2 separate regions of the Homo sapiens genome follow, and region 2 is linked to region 1. A link is a contact called in ENCODE Hi-C or POLR2A ChIA-PET data. All regions are on one chromosome and are shown on one strand. Each heading gives the region's core, a stretch centred on a gene start or an enhancer-like site at or near the end of the contact. The rest is flanking DNA. Distances are from core to core; before and after follow the strand shown. Region 1 holds the start of ALAS1 (5'-aminolevulinate synthase 1). Region 2 overlaps POC1A (POC1 centriolar protein A).

Evidence for each region. A loop is a pair of places that touch in the nucleus more often than their neighbours do. ChIA-PET counts read pairs that join two places held with the same protein, here RNA polymerase II (POLR2A).
Region 2: a map of endothelial cell of hepatic sinusoid shows a loop between it and region 1 (9-fold over the local background). The contact joins the enhancer-like site here to the promoter of ALAS1 in region 1. A Hi-C loop is called at or near these places in 1 of 168 maps with a recorded cell type or tissue (endothelial cell of hepatic sinusoid). POLR2A ChIA-PET finds 5 or more read pairs at or near these places in 1 of 52 experiments (PC-9).

Annotation. Positions count from the first base shown.
Region 1 is chr3:52,196,296-52,200,043 of GRCh38, reverse strand. It overlaps ALAS1 (5'-aminolevulinate synthase 1), which reads right to left and starts at 1,884. Exons shown (of 12, transcript NM_000688.6): 1 at 1,789-1,884; 2 at 1,196-1,372; 3 at 604-834. The coding sequence starts at 802. RefSeq lists silencers at 1,643-1,722, 1,833-1,902 and enhancers at 2,043-2,262, 2,273-2,342.
Region 2 is chr3:52,106,884-52,110,631 of GRCh38, reverse strand. All of the region lies in intron 9 of POC1A (POC1 centriolar protein A), which reads left to right. Among named protein-coding and RNA genes, the nearest start is that of LINC00696, 44 kb to the right of the region's middle. Within about 2 kb of position 2,026, at least 7 of the 41 ENCODE cell types and tissues checked have a DNase peak (open chromatin) inside an H3K27ac peak, as active enhancers do.

The sequences.
Region 1 (3,748 bases), core at 635-3,134:
AGGAGTTTGAGACCAGCCGGACCAACAAGGTGAAACCCTACTAAAAGTACAAAAATTATCTGGGCGTGGTGGTGCATGCCTGTAATTCCAGATACTTGGAAGGCTGAGGCAGGAGAATCACTTGAACCTGGGAGGTGGAGGTTGCAGTAAGCCGAGACTGCATCACTGCACTCCAACCTGGGCGACAGAGCAAGACTCAGTCTCAAAAAAGAAAAATTAAATAAATAAAAAGCCGAAGGCCAAATGTTTAATGAGGGAAATTAGAAGGCTAAATGTTTAATGAGGGAAATTAGAACATTCCAATTTAATATTTATGTGAACGAGGCACTGAGGAAACACTAAAACCCCTATAGACACTAACGTGCAATCCAAAAACCTGTAATGTGCAACACTGGCCACTGTTTCACCTTTAAAGATGGAAAAGCTAAAAGTGCCTACCCTTGGGGGGACAATCATATGAGATAATCTGTGCTCAGAGCCCAGCCTGCACATAGCAGCCCTCTGTGAGTGAGTGTGACCCTCACCACCACTGTGGGGACTGCTTCTAGTCTACCAATGAGCACAAACACCCATACCTGCTCCTTCATTGTCAATGACACTTACTCTCACTGGCCGGAGGGGTTTCTTTGATCTGTTGGTAGTGTACTGCTGCAGTGGACAATGCCCGAGGGGCTGGCTTGGCCCCAACTTCCATCATCTTGGGGCAGTTTTGGGCATAGAACAACAGAGATTTGCCTGCTTTCTGCAGAAAGGCCTGGGGGACTCGGGATAAGAATGGGCAGCGGCGAACAACACTCTCCATGTTCAGGAAGTATGCTGGCTCCTGTGGAAAGACTGATGAAGAGTGACATCAACAGTTGTTAATAATCAGGCAAATATCACTGCAAGCTCACTGGATTCAGGTGTCAACCGCAGTTTATATAAAGGGTACCCTGGAATACTAACACTTCTCCCTCAAAAATGCCTAAGGACAGCACTGATGTGAGCTAAGGAATGGTGACCACACTTTACCCGGGTCACCAACTTCTTCATTCTCCAGCGCTACACAAAGGCACCTGCAAAGCAACTTCACCAAATGAATACTGACAGTACATAATCAAGGGGGCGGAAGGATGAGGGAAAGGTCAAGAACAGGTTTGGGAGGCCAGAGGTTTCTTAGGGAGATGCACAGTGCAGATAAGACATCTTGGCTTACATCTAGGTGGAGAAGAAGCCACTCATCCATCCAGGCAGGGAAGACTCTTAGGGATCCTGACTTTCTCCTGGTCCCCACATCCCCTAAACCCGAGGAAGGGGTCCAGCAGGGTCCCGAGTCCCTGAAGCAAGGATTCCTCCGTGGTCGTGTCCCCACAGCGGGAAGAACTGGGCATAACTGAGAAAGGAGGGGCACAAATGAGGGTAGGGGTATGAGGGCCAGCGCCTTGGGCCTCACTGGGGACGCGCAGGGGCTTATAAAGTCGAGGGAGTTGAGTCTGGAGAAAGAAGGCAGTCCTCCGGCAGTGGGGGTCAGAGGTGACCCGCGGTCGAGGTCTCGAGAATGACGGGAGGGGTATGAGAAGGGAATTCTAAAGCGGCGGGTTCAACCGGGAATAGCCGGAAGGGGCCGAAAGGGGGAAACTGAGGCGGCCGTCTAGGCAAAAGATCTGGAGGATAAACGCTGACCTCAAGGCGGCGGGTGACTGGGACAGTGGGGGATGGGGTCCCAGCACCCGGGGCAGCGGTGCCACGGCTGGCAGGACACCCCGGGGCTTCCTCGGCCGGCGCCGCACCTACCGCGCGGGCCCTCACCTGCGCTGAGGACTGCAGAGGCGGCGGCGAAGGAGGCGGGCACTCAAGTCGAGAAGTCCAAACGAAACGCTCGTTGCCCTTGTCCGGGAGCAGCCTCAGGCCGCGATCGCCGGCGCCTTAATATACAGCGGGAGTGACCGCTGCGCATGCGCCTTGGGCGCTGCCTTCTTCTGCGCAGGCGCGCCGCGTAGCCCTCGGCGAGCCGGGGGGGCGGGGCAGAGAGGCCCACTTCTTGGGCTCTGCGGATATCGGTGCTGCCGGGGATTCCCCGGCTCGCCTGCAGGGAGGAGGAAGCGCTAGGCGGTGGGCGGACGAGGTCTCTTTTCCCGACCTCATCCTGCACCCTCGTGCTGCCTCCCCACCAACTACCCTGGGCTTCAGAACCCTACGCCCCAATTGAGTATAAAATGGCAAGGTCGAGGCGAGGTGCCGCTAGGGCCAAGTTGGGGGCTACAGGGTTGTTAAGCTGGGTGTCTTGGACATGGAGGAAGAAGGAGATCCAAGGGGTTCTGGGCCGGGGTGTTAAGCAGGATCCATCCCGCCTGCGGCTTGCTTTGGAAACTGTGAACAAGGGCTTCCCGGAGGAGGTGGAGCTGGCTATATCGCCCACAAATGGAGTGGTCCTGGCAGGATGCGGAAGAAGCGGGACACTCAGCTGTGGCACTTTCTGGTCTAAGATGATCCAGAGGGGACAGAGGAACAGGGCTAGGGTGGAACCCATCCACTCCACAGCTCTGAGCACTTGGGGAGGAGGGGAAGGCACAGGGCCTGACAATAGTTAGCGTGTAACAAATATTAGCCACTATTTTTATTTTCCATCCAGGGTTGTCTGAAGCCCCTTGCTGGCCACCCTGGGCACCAGCAGGGTGGCTTAGGCCTCCATGCCAAAGGTCAGCGTTGGGCCATACCTCCATTGAGTTTCCCGGGTACAACACATAAAGTGTAGGGCTTGGCAAACCCGTCTCAGGAATGTCAGTCTGGCTTCCTTGCCCCACACCCTTCCCAGCTTGGCTTGGGCTGTGTTGGGCTGGGCCTGTGCCAGGCTCAGAGGTACTCTCCTCCATTCTTGAGGAAAGGGCCTTTGAGGGTATTCCTTTCCCAGCTGAGCATTAACAAGAGGGACAAAGTCCAGAATGATGGTGACCAGGGTGTGTCCAGGTACTTTGCATTTCTGTCTCTGAGCACCCAGCTGGCTGCAAGGCAGGTGAGGTGAGTCTCCACCTTCAGAGGAGGCACCTGGGTTCAGAGTGGCAGTGGGACCAGTCCAGGATGAGGGCTTTGGTCTGAGAGCTCGAGACCCAGTTCTGTGCCATTCAGCCAAGAGATCCTGGGCAGTGCCCATCACCCAGAGAAGATGAGAGAGAAAAGGTCAGCACTTGGACTTGGACCCAAGTGCAGCTGGAAGTGGGAACAGAATAAGGATGATATTGAGTGCTTTGCTCATCTTTGGGCCTTGCTTTCCTTATCTGGGCAATAGGATCATAATCCCTGAAATGCCTGCCTCACAGGTTGTTTTTGTTGTTGTTGTTATTTTGTTTGTTTGTTTGAGACAGAGTCTCCCTCTGTTGCCCAGGCCGGAGTGCAGTGGCACAATCTCGGCTCACTGCAACCTCTGCCTCCCAGGTTCAAGCGATTCTTCTGCCTCAGCCTCCTGAGCAGCTGGGATTACACCACCACGCCCAGCTAATTTTTGTATTTTTAGTAGAGATGGGGTTTCACCATGATGGCCAGGCTGGTCTTGAACTCCTGACCTCAAGTGATCACCCTCAGCTTCCCAAAGTTCTGGGATTATAGGCTTGAGCCACTGCGCCTGGCCCTCATAGGGTTTTTTTGGGGGTGATCAGAGCCAAAGCCAAAGCAGAAAGAACTGGATAGTGGAGTTGGGCATGGGTTTCAAACCCAGCTCTGAATCTTACTTGGCCATAGACTTGGGCAGGCCACAACCTCTTCAAGGCTTGGT
Region 2 (3,748 bases), core at 777-3,276, 90 kb after region 1:
GGAGAGCCCACAGAGGCCACAAGAATCGTCTTGTAACAATTGTTTGCTGCAAAGCAGAGAGGGTGCACAAGAACCGAGGGCTTTGGCATTTAAGGATCTTTCTTCCCTTTTATTTTGTTCTTTTGTTTTCATTCTATTTTTTTAAGCTCAGAAACCTGAAAATGAAATAAATGAGCCACAGGTAGAAATAAACCTGTCGCTTAAGTCTGACTGATTTTTGGGGCCACCATTCACTGCTCCTAGTGTTGTTGCGCTCATCCTTATAGTCTCTTTCCAGATGGCACCTCCTCCATGCAGGCTTCCTTGGGAGGCTGGCAGCTGGTGAGTTCTTCCTGCTCCACCTGCCTGGAGCACTCTCCTACCTGGAGCAGCCCCGCTCTCCTGTTGTCTGTTATTTACAGACCTAACTTTTCTCCCTGGAGGGCTGGGGCCTTGCTCTTGCCATGGTGCTCAGTATGTGTCTGACACATAAAAAATGCTCAGGAAGTCAAAGCATTCTCACGTCTGTGGGCAGCATAAGTTGAGTGTGTGAGGCTAGAGGCGGGCTGTCTTTCCTTTTGGCATTTTTGATGGTCTCAGACTAAAAGAAGGAAGCTACCTTCTGGCCTTATTTGTCAGTTTTGGGGGGCAGATGACATGGGGTGGTGTGGGCAGTGGCAGGGCAACAGAGGGTGGTAGAGTCTGCATGCCTAGATTAGAAGTTTCAGAACTTCTTTTCATTTTAAATGGAAAAAAACCCTTTGTGGTTTATATTTTCCAGATTGGACAGCAGCATTGCCATGTGGTGTAAGGGTGTTGGATAGTGCTTGTGTTTATGTTCTTATTGGTTGCCATGGAAAAAAAATCAGAATAGATGGTTTCCATGGAGATTATCTTACAATTAGTTTCTTTGAAGGTCCGGACATTGCTGCAGGATTCGCTGAGTACTCGTTGCCATCAGGGGCTTTCTCTGTGGCAGTGCTAAAGGCTGGTCAGAACGTTCCGTGGACTTAGACAAAGTCATCTGCCTCCTATGCTTGCAAATCCCAGGACACCAGAGTGGAGGTGATCCTGTGGCTGAGCTTCCTCTTGGAGTCCCACTTGCCTTGGATCAGCTCCGCAGCTCCTTTCAGTCACCAGGAAGGTTTTTTTTTTTGTTTGTTTGTTTTAATTAAACAAAACAAAACAAAACAAAAACCTTTGTATTGTGGAAATTTCAAGCTAGCACAAAAGATAGAATAATGTAACAAACCCCATGTACCACTCACCTAGCTTCAACATTCTGCTAATCTCATTTCATCTGTTTCCCCCACATTTTAAAGAAGAGTTTGAGTGGTTTTAAAAATCCCAGATATATCATTTTTTACTCCAAATAAGGCCATTTCTTAGTTATATAATAGCAGTGCTCTTATCACATCCAATGAAATTAATAGTTCCTTCATATCAGATATCTAGTCCACATTCACATTTTCCCACATTGTGTCATTGTTCAAATAAGGATGCGGAAAGCTTTGAGAAAACCCATGTTCTCTGCTCCCCCTTCCCCGACCCATGGTTCTGGTAGGCGGAGTAGCTGAGGGGGCTTTGGCCTGGAGCTGTCTTGGGCTTGGGGAAGGGGGCGCGTCTGGGCTCACACCACACTCCTGATGTCCTCCAGGAGAGTTTGGTACTGTGAGCTCCTCGCTCCTTCCTGGAGGTGGGTCAGGCACAGGTGGGCTAGCTACTGCCAGCTATCTTGGGCCAGGCATCCGCTGGGGGGCACTGGCTGTCTTTGAAGCCTGCAGGGGGAGGGAAGGGAAGACGTGATGTAACCTTGGTTCATAACAGCTGTCTGCGACTTCATTTTCCAGGAAAGGAGAGGCTGTTTGACCCCATGGGACACAGCCTTCTGCAACTCCTCCCTGGGAATCGTGGGGCTGCTGGTGGAGGGCTCTGGCTGATCTGCTCTGGTGGTTCTGAGGGCTCTGGTGGAGGGCTGCTGCTTTTGCGGGTTGGGTAGAGCCAGTCCTGGTTATCTATCTTGGCAGGCTTTGCTCGTGTCCTGTGATGCTGCACAAAGTATGAATTACGGAGCTTGGGAGTGATGCCTGGGGTGTGGTCGGTGGCTCTAACACTCTCCATTGAACTAAGTGCAAGGAGAGTTTAAAATAGCCAGCCTTTGTTCCGAGGTTTTAAAAATTCAACTCCAGTAGTTACAATGAGCTGTCTTCAAGTGGATCTATAAATAAACCGCTACTGTTCCTCTTTGTCACTGAGAGCTGTGGCGTCTCCCAGAGATGTCGGCTCTGCCGCTCGTCTTCATTAGATGCCTCATCTGTGGGGCAGCTGCAAGTGGAGCTGACACACAGAGTTTGTAATGACAGCAACACATTCCCTTTCAAAAATCCACAGTCCCCAAAAATTAACTACACAGGAAAGATAGTAACTTTGCATTGTAGAAACCTGGCAGAGAGGTCAGTGTCACCATTGATCAAGGTCAACATTCCCTGTAATAAGCCCTTCCATGTGAACCCTGTGTTACTGTGCACATCACTTTTCTGGTGGTGTCCAGTATTTATAACCTGAATCTAATGATAAAACCCAAGTCAGGGAACATTTGATAAAATAACTGATCAATATTCTTCAGAAGTGTCAAGGTCATGAAAGACAAGGGAGGACTAAGGAACTGACACAGATGGGAGGAGGCTAAATACATAATAAATGCATCGGTAGGATTCTGGAACATCAGGATCTAAGCACATTAGTAGAAAAACTGGTAAAGTTCAAATGGGGTCCCTATTTTGGTTATTGGTATTGTCACAGTGTTAGTTTCCTGGTCTGATCATTGTCCTATGGTTGTGTAAGACATTAACACTGGCAGAGGGATATATGGAAATTCTCTGTACTATTTTTTGCAACTTTTCTCCAATTCTAAAATTAGTTCAAAGCAGTTTAATATAAAAGAAATCTACAGTCAGCACTTGGGCTTTATCGGAATCCTTGATCTCCCTACCAGGGTACCTCGGTTCAGGTATGTGCTGTGGGAGGGTAGGCATTTTTGTCTCCAGGTATTGGGTAGGTAACCCTAAGATACTCAGCACCAGCTCGTAGTGAGCCCTTGGGAGTGTACGTGGAGCTGAACTGAACCAGAGCCGCCCTCAAGGAAGCGGGTGTGTGTTGAGAGAGAATGCTCCCACACAGGTGTTGGGCAGGGCGGGTTGCCTGCTTGCCTGTGTGGTGGTTTCTGAGGATGCTCCAGAGGTGCATCTGCTCCAGGAACTCCAGAACAGACTCAGCAGGAGTGTGGGCCTGGCCCAGGATGGACCTGCTTCCTCCTGAGGCTTCCTAGCCTCCACCATGCAGTCCTCCCCCTCTGTGTTCCTAAAACCGGCTCCACCTTGCTGCCCCACACCCTTGTGTGCATTTCTCACTGTAACAAGTGTGATGACCTGGAGGGCTCCAGCTTCTAAAGGCTGGGGTTGTTTTCCAGCCCGCTCTGAACCCTTCCAGGGAAGGAACCGCACATGCCAAGGCATGTTCTTGCTGCTTCCTCACTGCCTCTACTGGTTTGAAGTTACTTAGCCGTCACCTCCCTGCTTCATCTCGCTCTCTTCTTCCTGGCTTCCCTCACCTCTGTGTGTCACTTCAGTAAGATAGACCTCTCAGATCAACTTCTTCCTCCTGGGGGCATGTCGGACACCAAATAACTTGCCATTTCTTGCCTATCAAGGCAATCCTTTCACTGTTTTGAAAAATCACCCCTTTGTGTGGGGGAAAATTCTTGGAAATG